3 separate regions of the Homo sapiens genome follow, and regions 1 and 2 are each linked to region 3. The links are chromatin contacts, found by Hi-C or POLR2A ChIA-PET in ENCODE. All regions are on one chromosome and are shown on one strand. Each heading gives the region's core, a stretch centred on a gene start or an enhancer-like site at or near the end of the contact. The rest is flanking DNA. Distances are from core to core; before and after follow the strand shown. Region 1 overlaps MLPH (melanophilin). Region 2 holds the start of RAB17-DT (RAB17 divergent transcript). Region 3 holds the start of RAMP1 (receptor activity modifying protein 1).

Region 1 (3,409 bases), core at 609-3,108, 340 kb after region 3:
TCCCTCTCCCACAATCCATCTACTCACTGAGAAACATCCAGCGAAGGCTCTCTGCTGGCCTTTCGTATACCTATCCAAACATCACTTAGAGCTGGTCTGAATTACAGTATAAAAACCGGTAATCTGCATCAACATTACCAATCAGTTGCCAATGTTACCAATCAATGTTACCAACAGGTCTGACCATGTCTGCAGGATTGTGCTTATTGGGCAGTAGGAAGACCCTGGAGCTGTGGAGTGTGAATGAGGCCTAGAGCTAAGTCATGTTCTCCCAAACACATGGTTTCACCTGCAGGCTCATAGCATTTGCTGGTCAGCAGGCCTGACCTCATCACTACAGGAAGGGAGGTGAGGCCCAGCCCTCATGCCCCCTCTCCTTTCTCTGCCCCCCAGGGCTCCTTCCTCACACTGACCTCCTGGGCCTGGCCTCCCTAGCACAGCCCCACCGTCTCTCCCTCCTTTCTCCTACTGACCTTGGCTTGGCCGGTGCTGTGGCTGTGGCAAGTGATTTAGGAAAGGGACCCCAGGGTTTAGAGCCAGCAGGCCCCGTGGACCATCCACCTTTCTACTCCAGGGGCTGAGGGCACAGCTGGCACTGTGGAGGTCAGATCCTCTGGGCCCAGCCAGGCCTTGCTGCCCCTGGACACCCTTGCCCTGGGACCTGCCCCTTGCTCTCTGTGCCTCACGGGTCACAGGTGTGAACAAGCAGGCATTGGTGCATTGGAGTGTGCATTGTCAACTGCAAAGGGAAGCAGGACTGCGGGTGCAGGGCCCAGGGTGGCCTCAGAGCCACCTTCACTCTCTGCTCTGTGATGTGGGAGCTGGCCCTGCACACCACACCTCTGCCTTGCCTGCTCCTCTGTGAGGGCTCGGCTCGCAGTGAGTGAGAGTGGGAAAAGGAAGGAGAAGGAATGTTCCCCTTCCTGTGGCTTCCAGCACCAAGCCCTTGACCCTGACAGCTGGTCCAGCTTCATCACGGCCCCTGAGACATGGGCACCAGTGGGCAGCACCCCTGCCTTGGAGGGCTGGGTCCCACCCCTGGGTGGCCTCCTTGGAGCTGCCTGTTTCTATTAATCCCAGCCTCTGCCCTTTGCTTGCACCCCTGGTAGTTGTGGGGGATGCAGGCACTCCTGCAGTTATGACCTCTGATACCTCAGTATCTCCTTTTCCCATTCTCAGTTAACAGCATTTCAACCAGTTCCTTATGTGAAACGACCGCGTGGTTTCTGTTTTAGACATTTCCCTGACTGGCCCACCTGTGATCCCCGTGGGGATCCTATCCTCATCTCTCGGGCCTGGGGCCCCTCTGCAGGAAACTCCTCCCTTGTGGTTTTCACTCCCAGAGGCACAAGTGTCCCTATTCACTGGACTGGCTGTGCTGACTGTCCCCAAGTGGGGACAGCAGGGCCTGGCTCTTCCACAGCACTACCCTCAGGACAGCCCAGGACCCGGCACCTGGCGAGCATTCGGCGGATGTACTCAATCAATCACCGACGCATCTTCCAAAGCCTCCTGCGAGATGGAGACCTCACTGTGCACCTCCTTTCATCCGCCCCCGAGTGCCGTACACCCTCCTCCGTGATGTCCACACCAGCTTACAATTCTACCATCGACTGGGCCTTGGGAAGCTCTGGGTTCTCAGGCTCTGTCCTGAGCCAGCAGTGATCTTTTACATGGGTTGGAAAATTAAGTCTCATTGTACAGTTTTCCATTTATAATACAGAGATAGAAATAGTCAACCAGTTGGCAAAACTGGAAATCTGAACGACGGACTTTATAACAAACAGCTGAGATCAGGTGACAAGCACACGCTGTTACTGCCTGTCCTGCCTGAAGCTGCCACTGCCATTCACTGCTTTGCTGCCTGTTTAGGAATGTCTGGGAAGATGCTGGGGTGAGTCAAGGGGACCGGCTGCCTGCCTGGGCTCAGAGGGCCTCAGTTTCCCCAGTGGAAGGAAAGATGGGGGAGGCAGCATGGTACATTTTTTACTTAAATCTTTCTCTTAAAGATAAAAGCTGTCAAGGGTTTTAAAGGGGCCTGCAGGTGCCCGTGTCTGAGCTCTGACAGGTCTATTTTTACACACTCAGCGGATGCCTGCCTGGCTGGCAATGCTGCTGGGGCTCAGAAAACAATGCCCCAAATGAGGGCCTCAGCAGCAGCCTCAGAAGCAAAGTTTCTCTCTGACCTTCTCCTGCCCTCTTGTCTCTCAGGCCCATTCTTCCCCAAGGCCAGCCACAGAAACTAGAATCCCTCTTCCCCAAGGCAGGACATAGAAACCAGTATCCCTTTCTCCCAAAGCCAGCCATAAAACATACAAATATCACTCTTTCCCTCTACTTTTCTGTGTAAAAACTAGCCATAAAGAAATTATCTGGCTGGGCATGCACGGTTTATGCTTGTAATCCCAGCACTTTGAGAGGCCCAAGTGGGAGGACTGCTTGAGCCCAGGAGTTCAAAACCAGCCTGGGCAACATAGTGAGAACCCATCTCTAAAAAAAAACATTAAAAATAAAAAAAGAAATTATCTGACCTTCCTTGTTTGACTTTAGGTCATAAGACCCTCACTCCAGAGAGCATCCCGCCCCATTCTCGGAGGAGGAAAGGCCAAGAAGAATCCAGGCAGACAGACCTTGCTAGGTTCCCCACTCAGCCTATTAGCAGCAGGTCCGGCCTTGTTATATAATCTTCTTTCCACACGCAGTCCACCCTTTCTTGAACCTAAGCATAAAAATGGACAATTTCCCTGCATCTGTGGGTCTGTATTCTGAAGGCTCCCATGTATACACGGTAAACACATTTCTAAATCTTTTGTCCAATGAATCTGCCTTTTACGAGATGATTTTTCAGTGAACTTTCAGAAGGTCAAGGCTTTTGGCTCCGAACGTGCCCAGATGACAGAGCCAGAGAGCAGACCTGGTTTTATTTTTGTTCTCTCTGGACAGTGAGTGCCTTGAGGAGACGCATCCCAAACCAACAGGCAGAGACCCCGTGAACTCCCCCTGCACCCAGGGATGCGGAAATGAGCTTTCTGGGGCCTGGGGACCCACCTGTCAGGGTGATGTCCCCGGCCCCCACAATGAACATGAAGAGGAAGTATCCCAGGATCTCAGGGATCCTTTTAGTGTTGGTCCCTTTTGTCACTCTGCACTTGGGCCAAGGGGGCAACATTATCCTACCTATCTGATCAAGTCATGCTAAAAAAAAGAAAAAAACCAAAAAAATTCCAAAAGATTTTCCTTGTTCCTGACATGGAACAGAGATTTTCTGACCACTCTTGATAGGAGAAAACAAAAATAAAACCACATGAGCATAAAGAACCTAGTGTTGACGTCAGGCGAGGTCTGCACTGTCAGGCAAAGCTACCACCGAGGGAAAGAGGGAAAGGCACTGGAAGGGAAGGCACGGGGG
Region 2 (2,740 bases), core at 1-2,500, 270 kb after region 3:
GTGACATAATCACAGTTGAGCTTAGCTGATTCCAAAACTCCCTTCTCCACACAAGGCCTGGCTTTCAAACCTGTTGTCTGACTGTAGGTACAAACCTCCCATTTTGGGTGTAAAAAGCTGGTTCTTAACCATTTTGTCTTTTTAATTTTTTTTTTTTTTTTTTTTTACTTTTTGAGATAGTTTCACTCTGTTGCCCAGGCTGGCATGCAGTGGCATGATCTCAGCTCACTGCAACCTCTGCCTCCCAGGTTCAAGCAATTCTCCTGCCTCAGCTAGGATTATAGGTGCATGCCACCACACCTGGCTAATTTTTTTTTTTGTATTTTTCATAGAGATGAGGTTTCTCCATGTTGGTCAGGCTGGTCTCGAACTCCTGACCTCAAGTGATCCGCCCAGCTCGCCTTCCAAAGTGCTGGGATTCCAGGCTCGAGCCACCGCGCTGGCCTCTTTTTGCATTCTTGCTATAAAATTGGTATTTGTATCTTCCTCCCATTCTGCGCTCCCCCAACCCTGCAGGAAGGTGGATTCTTCAAGGGAACTGGAGAGAAGAGAAGCACATTCATGTATTTCCACATTCAGCCTCCATCTCACGAGTTACACCATTCCCAGCACGTCACCACCCCCAGACCTTTGGTTACCAGCCTGGGGGCAGAGGATAAGGACGTCATTCAAAAATAGAGAGATTCTCAAGCCTCCAGAGTGCGGGGGCCCAGCCGAGCATGCTGGCGGCTTCCAGGGAGGTGGCCACGCCCCAGGGGAAGTGGTTGCATGGAGGAAGAATCTCAGAGGAGGCTTGGACGTGGTAGAGCAACGCTAGTCCTGTGTTAGGACTGGCTAGTCCGTCCTGCAGGGATGAGGGGCAGAGCCTCAGCAGAAGTCCAGGCCAGTGTCCCCCCTCCAGCATAAGAGCCCCCCACTCCCACAGGGCGGAGGAACCACTGTGGTGGCGGAGCTTATTTCCCAGCAGCCCCGCGGGATGAGACCCAAACGAGAAGTTAGGGTGAGTTTGGAGGACATAAAGTGAGCTGGCTTCCCGTATACTGGCTGTGTGGAGTAATGTTCACGGCAACAGATTTCCATCTCCTCAGCCTCAGGCCCAACCCTGCTACCCCAGCCATACTCAGAGGCTCTGGAAATCTTACCTGGAGGAGACTCTTCTGTTACCACCAAGCCAGGAAGTTTCATGGCTTGGGAAGACCAAGAGGAAGTCCACCTCCCCCTCTCCTGCACCTGGAGTCTCCCATGTGCACGGAGGCCACGCCCCCACCCCGCCCTCAGGTGGCATCAGCCCAGGATCTGACCCTGGACTGGCTCACACTCAGTTGCCTCTGGCCAGTGCAGGGCTCAGCCAGGGATGGCTTCTAGCTGACAGTGGGAGGAATTAATTCATCTGACCGGAATATTCTTTTCTCTTCTGGGCTGTTGGTTTTTCAAGTGCAACAAAGATTCCATACAGCTCCAAGGAAGGAGCCAAGAAAAACATTCTGTGCCAAAGTGAGATCCTGGAAGTGAAACCCCGGAATAAAGCTGAAAAACGGGCTCCAGTTGGGTGCCAGGAAATGCAGGACTGGAATGTGACTTGACTTCCGGCAGCGCGCAGGTGCTCCCGGGTCACCTGCTTTGAGGTCCAGCCTCCTGCCCTGCCTCAGGTGACCACATGACCACTGTGGACTTTGCCCTGAAACCTTCTGGGAGGAGAAGAGGCCTGACCTTGGCGCTGGGGTCCAGTGGGCATTGCTCTGGTCCGAGGCTGCTGCTCTTGACCTCTGCTCTGCGGCTGTTTTCCATTGGAGTAGAGGCTCCTCCTGTCCTGTCCTGCCTGTGGAGGGAAGCAAACCTTCCCCTGGACCAGAGAGAGGAGAAAGCGGAGACAGGTAGCAACGCTGTGGACTGGTGATGACAGGCTCTTCAGCTCCCTGCAAGTGACCGGGCCTGGGGAACAGGTGAGTCATTGTTTAAACCTCTGTGCCCTTTGTGGAGTGTCTGCCTGTGTGTGTGTGTGTCTCTGCTTCTCTGTGTGTGAGTCTCTGTGTGTCTGTGTGTGTGCTCACGTGTTTGTACCCATGTCTGTATTTGTTTGTGTCTGTGCATGTGCCCATGTGTGTATAATCAAAGGACAAAGCTGGGGCGGAGACTTCCTAGTTCAGATTTCTGATGGCTCACTAAGTCGGATTCCCAGAAGGAGATTCTTATTTGCATTTTTCTTCGGGAAAGTTCCGGTTTTAAGGTCTTGAAAAAAAAAAACACAAAAAACTTCTGGTAATGAGAAGAACTCTTAAAGAAATCCATTTCAAATGACATCAACATTCCCAATTTAATACCCAGTGATATCTAGGAAGCTTGTCAGGTTTTCTTGTAAACTCCTTTTTACAATCTACATTGTGTTTTCTGTATCAGATGGCTGTATTCTGAATGCAATGTACAGGTGTACCTCTCGTAATCTCAATATTCTTCACAGGCCCCAGGCAAGGGTGACACAGGATCACAGTTGCCGATAGACTCATCAATCAGACCCTTCCCTGGAATGGCCCCTTCCCCGCAAAAAAGACTAATGTGGGATTTGCTCTCCGTTTTTTTTCCCTTTAGTGGAAGGGAGGTGCAAGAGATTAAAAAGCCCCAAGTTAAGATTACTAGAGAAGCGCCAGTCTTGAATATGGTGTTCCTGAAAACATCTTTGTCTTCAACAACCTAATAACATCTTTCACTACTAATAACCCCATCTTGATTAAATTCTGGAGGT
Region 3 (3,823 bases), core at 227-2,726:
AAAATATTCCACAACCCAGCTCTCTGCCTTGCTAACAAAGAAATGTTTGTTTCTTAGTAAATGAAAACAGTGAAGGCCATGTCAAGCCAAATGGAGAGAATAAAATTACTGCGAGATTCTGCTTTCCACGTAACTTCAGCCAAAACTCTAAAGTGGCAAGATCCGCTTTCAGATTATATTATATCGGCCTCTGAGGATTCTATGCAGATCTGCCACCCCTTGGAGAGGTTTACAAATAGGGAACAGAAATCCATGGCTCCCAAGAAGCCCTGGCCCCTCTCCTCGCTGGGCCACGAACCACTCCCCCAGCTACAACAGCGCCGGTGGTCCCTGCTTGCCCAGTGCCAGCGCCAAAGAGGTCTTGTGCGGCAGGTGCCTCTGACCAACATCACTGTTTCCGGGGAAAGGCCACACATACCAGAAACAACTGCTCCGGCCTTCCCAGGGACACTGGGTTCTCCCACGCCAGTAACCTATTCACAGTTTCCGTTAAAAGGTAGCTAAATACACGGAATAATGCAATAGCCAAAGCGGTTTAGAAGGGGCTTGAGTTAGCATTTTAGGAACACATTACAGACAAGGGAAGTGAACAGCACCGTTTCTTGCCGAGTGTGTGGCCAGTTCCTGTGGCCATGAGGCTGCCGCTAATCTCCACTTCTCCCTCCAAGTGGAAAGCCAAACGTGTTCCACCACTTCACCAAGGGACCCGTCCTTCTTTAAATTTCTATTAGCCAAAAGTGCCAAGTTAACAAGCAAACCAAAAGAAAAAAGAAAAAAAGCGATGGAAGTGTCCCGAAAAGGGCTGGCCTCATTTCTGCAAAAGACGTGATTTGCAAACAAGCAACTGCTGCAGGCGACAGATTGTCAGTGTTGACTAATTTCCATACAAACCGGCTGTGGTTCTGATTCCCGAACACTGCGTCTTCTGCAAGGTGCCCGTCTGCAGGTTTTGCAACGCGGGACGGCCTAGGGAAGGGAGCCTGCGCTGGCAGTCACCGCGGCGCACAGCCTGAGAAACGAGGTGCGGGGCTGGGGAACCCCGCGTCCTGTTTTTCCTTCTGAAAACTAGTTCTCCAGTGTGCAGGGCTGACTCACCCCACGCTTTCCAGAATGCCCGCTCTCCGACGTCCCCAAAGCCGTCCCTTCCCCGGCGAGAAGCGCAACACCGGTCCGCGCCCTCCGCCTCCCCTGTGCCCTGGGGCCTCCCGCCTGGAACCGGGGCGGCCCGCGTTCAAGGGCAGCGGATCTGTGCGCCCGCGGCGCCCGCCCCCACCCGCTCCCACCCGCTCCCACCCGCTCCCCTCCTCTCCCCTAGAGGACACCGGCTGGCCAGGGGAAGGGAGCTCGGCCGGGACCCCTGGACCTACTCACCCAGGAGCAGCCAGAGGCCGCGCCGCGGGAGGCGGCACAGGGCCCGGGCCATGGTGCACAGCGGTGCCGAGTCGAGTCCGCTCGCCACGCGCCCCGCTGAGGACTGAGCCCGCCGCGGCGCGGGCCCGGAGGAGACGCGCCGGGGGCGGGAGCGGGCGCGGGAGCGGTGGGAGGCGGCGGCCGCGCGGCCCGGCCCACTGCGGCTCCCCGCGTGGGTGCCAGGGCCGGGGGCGCCCAGGGCCGGTAAAACTTTGCAGGGGGGCCGCGCGGGCGTCTCCAGGCCCCTCCCGGGGGGCGGCACACTTGGGGTCCCAGGAAGGCCTCCTGAAATGTTCTCCGAGCAAATAAACACTTTTTAAACTAGGGAGGGTCTCCTAGACGACTCAGCGTGAGGGGCACCTTGGTCTCCACCTGGGGATCTTCCCCTCCTCCTCCTCCGAGGTTCTGGGCGTTCCTGCCTGGTGTTTGCCTTGCAAAAGGCTAAGATCTCCCAGCCTTATCTACCTCTCCGCCCAGGTGCAGGCGCTGGGGAGCGTGGGGGGCAAAACTCGCCACCGCGCCTGGCGAGACCCGTAGTAACCCAAAATGGCGCACACTTACCAGGCCCTGGAATGCTGCTCCAGATCTGCAGGATGAGTGGGTGGGCAGAGGCGGGGACAGCACGGCAGGTGAACAGAAGCCGTGGGGCTGGAGGAACAGGGCTCTTTGGGGGGATTGAGATGGCCTGGGAGTCTTGCTGTTGATGGGTAGGTAGCGAGAGCCTGGCAGGAGGTTGTGAGGGCCTGGCCACAGAGTCTTGAGATGAGGTTTGCTTTGGTGGCACTCTGGCAGCTGCATGGAAAACTGATGGGGGATCTTGGGTACATTCGTTTATGTAAAGTGGTGAGAGGAGGGCGCTCTGGAGATGGGCCGGGGAAGCCTGCGGAGGAGCAGGTTTTGGGAGGCACAGGCCTGGCCTCTCGGCATTACTGGTGGCTGGATTTCACTTGCAGTGGTTCCTTCTTGTATTATCCTGTTCCGAGAACTCTTAGCAACAGTAAATTTATACTTGTGCTAAGGAATGCACCACTGCCCTTGGAGGGGGAAGAATCACCACCCTGGTGCTGCGGCCACAGCTGTCTCTTTTGTGGTGGAAGCTGCAAGCGCACAGCATTGCTGAGTGACCATCGTTTTCTCCTAGGAAAGGGAACAGTCTGTGGCTGAGAGGCTGCTGCCACCTGCAGTAAGCTCAGAGAAGGGGAGACAGCTGACAGCGAGGTCATCCACTGGTTCTTCTAACACAGGCTGGGAGGGCACTCAGGGCCAGCATGCCTACCACCTGTGCAGGGGCCCCAAGTGTTCTGAGAGTGAGGGGTGAGATGGTGGGGGAGGGCACACATTCTCTTGACTTGATTAGCCCTTGTTCTTGAACCCTAGGAGATACACCCCATTGGGTGGCCTGGCATCCCTACTTTCTTCATTTAACAGACATTTGTGTCCCTATGTGCAAGACACTGTTAGATCGACAAGCCCTGCCCTTCAATTGGTGAATCTAGGGGGTGACCTCTAAGACTCTCAATAACATGAGCGCCACAATACAGGAGCCACCCGGAACAAGGGACACTCGCCTCAGCTGCAGTGCAAGTAAGGAGACAAAGGATTCTGGACAAAATGCAGCCCAGGCAGTCCTGAGGGCTGGGTGGAGAGAAGGGCACAAGGGAAATGCAGGCCCGAGCACAGGCCTGGCAGCCAGAGGCCGTGCCATGTGAGAGCAGCACAGCTAGTGGGGAAGGGTGGCTGCCAGCACAGCCCTGGGACAGGGCCACCGTACATCCTGCACTAGGCGATGGCCAGTCATAGTGGGGGAGAAGAACCTGCATCTTTCTGCAGCCATCACTCGCCCTCCATATCCAGGGACTCTGGCTTGAGCCACCCTTTCTACTTGTAGCTTGTGGACTTTGGCTGCATGTTTTTGGTTGGCAACTGGGACTCCTCTTTCATCAGGCTCAGCAGGAGTCTTTCTTCCCAACGTTTTCTCTTTGAAGCTTGACTGCAAGGAGGCAAGGCCAGAGGCCCCTGTCACTGCTGTTTTCTCAACACCCCCTAAAGGATACATTTTCCTAAGAAGACAAAGCCTATTTCTCAAGTTCACATGCTTTAGAAATTCACAGTTCTCTGGAGAATGCTGAAGTAAGGCACACACCTAGAGGCATGTTCTCTCCTAATGATTTTCCTGTCTGTACCTTGGGTCTAAGTAAGACATTCCTTAGCAACTACTATGGGCTTCCCGTCTTCAAAAGTTGTAGTCTGATGTATCTGTATTTCTAATTGGTCATAGGTAGCATGGAAAATCATTCCTCTCCCAGGGTACCTCAATCTAGAGGGGCATTAGGTTAAACAATAGAAGAGATTAGAAAATGGCCAAGTGCTTTACTGCATACACAGTAGGGCTAAAGATACAATCAAAGCCTGG

The links. Hi-C counts contacts between places; a loop is a spot of excess contacts on that map. ChIA-PET counts read pairs that join two places held with the same protein, here RNA polymerase II (POLR2A). Pooled maps may share reads with other maps.
Region 1: a loop to region 3 is called in a pooled map, with 2.7 times the contacts of the local background. The contact joins the enhancer-like site here to the promoter of RAMP1 in region 3. A Hi-C loop is called at or near these places in 1 of 37 single-sample maps with no recorded cell type and 1 of 50 pooled maps. POLR2A ChIA-PET finds 5 or more read pairs at or near these places in 1 of 52 experiments (activated CD4-positive, alpha-beta T cell).
Region 2: a loop to region 3 is called in a map of PC-9, with 2.4 times the contacts of the local background. The contact joins the promoter of RAB17-DT here to the promoter of RAMP1 in region 3. A Hi-C loop is called at or near these places in 2 of 168 maps with a recorded cell type or tissue (PC-9 and endothelial cell of umbilical vein) and 8 of 50 pooled maps. POLR2A ChIA-PET finds 5 or more read pairs at or near these places in 1 of 52 experiments (activated naive CD4-positive, alpha-beta T cell).

The regions. Positions count from the first base shown.
Region 1 is chr2:237,513,365-237,516,773 of GRCh38, reverse strand. The region is part of intron 4 of MLPH (melanophilin); the gene reads right to left. Among named protein-coding and RNA genes, the nearest start is that of MIR6811, 4.1 kb to the right of the region's middle. RefSeq lists an enhancer at 2,990-3,409. Within about 2 kb of position 1,858, at least 4 of the 41 ENCODE cell types and tissues checked have a DNase peak (open chromatin) inside an H3K27ac peak, as active enhancers do.
Region 2 is chr2:237,589,670-237,592,409 of GRCh38, reverse strand. It overlaps RAB17-DT (RAB17 divergent transcript), which reads right to left and starts at 1,250. Exons shown (of 3, transcript NR_187201.1): 1 at 1,143-1,250; 2 at 379-538. RAB17 (RAB17, member RAS oncogene family) reads left to right here and starts at 1,676. Exons shown (of 6, transcript NM_022449.4): 1 at 1,676-1,943.
Region 3 is chr2:237,857,276-237,861,098 of GRCh38, reverse strand. RAMP1 (receptor activity modifying protein 1) reads right to left here and starts at 1,476. Exons shown (of 3, transcript NM_005855.4): 1 at 1,372-1,476. The coding sequence starts at 1,423. RefSeq lists enhancers at 2,089-2,875, 2,876-3,664.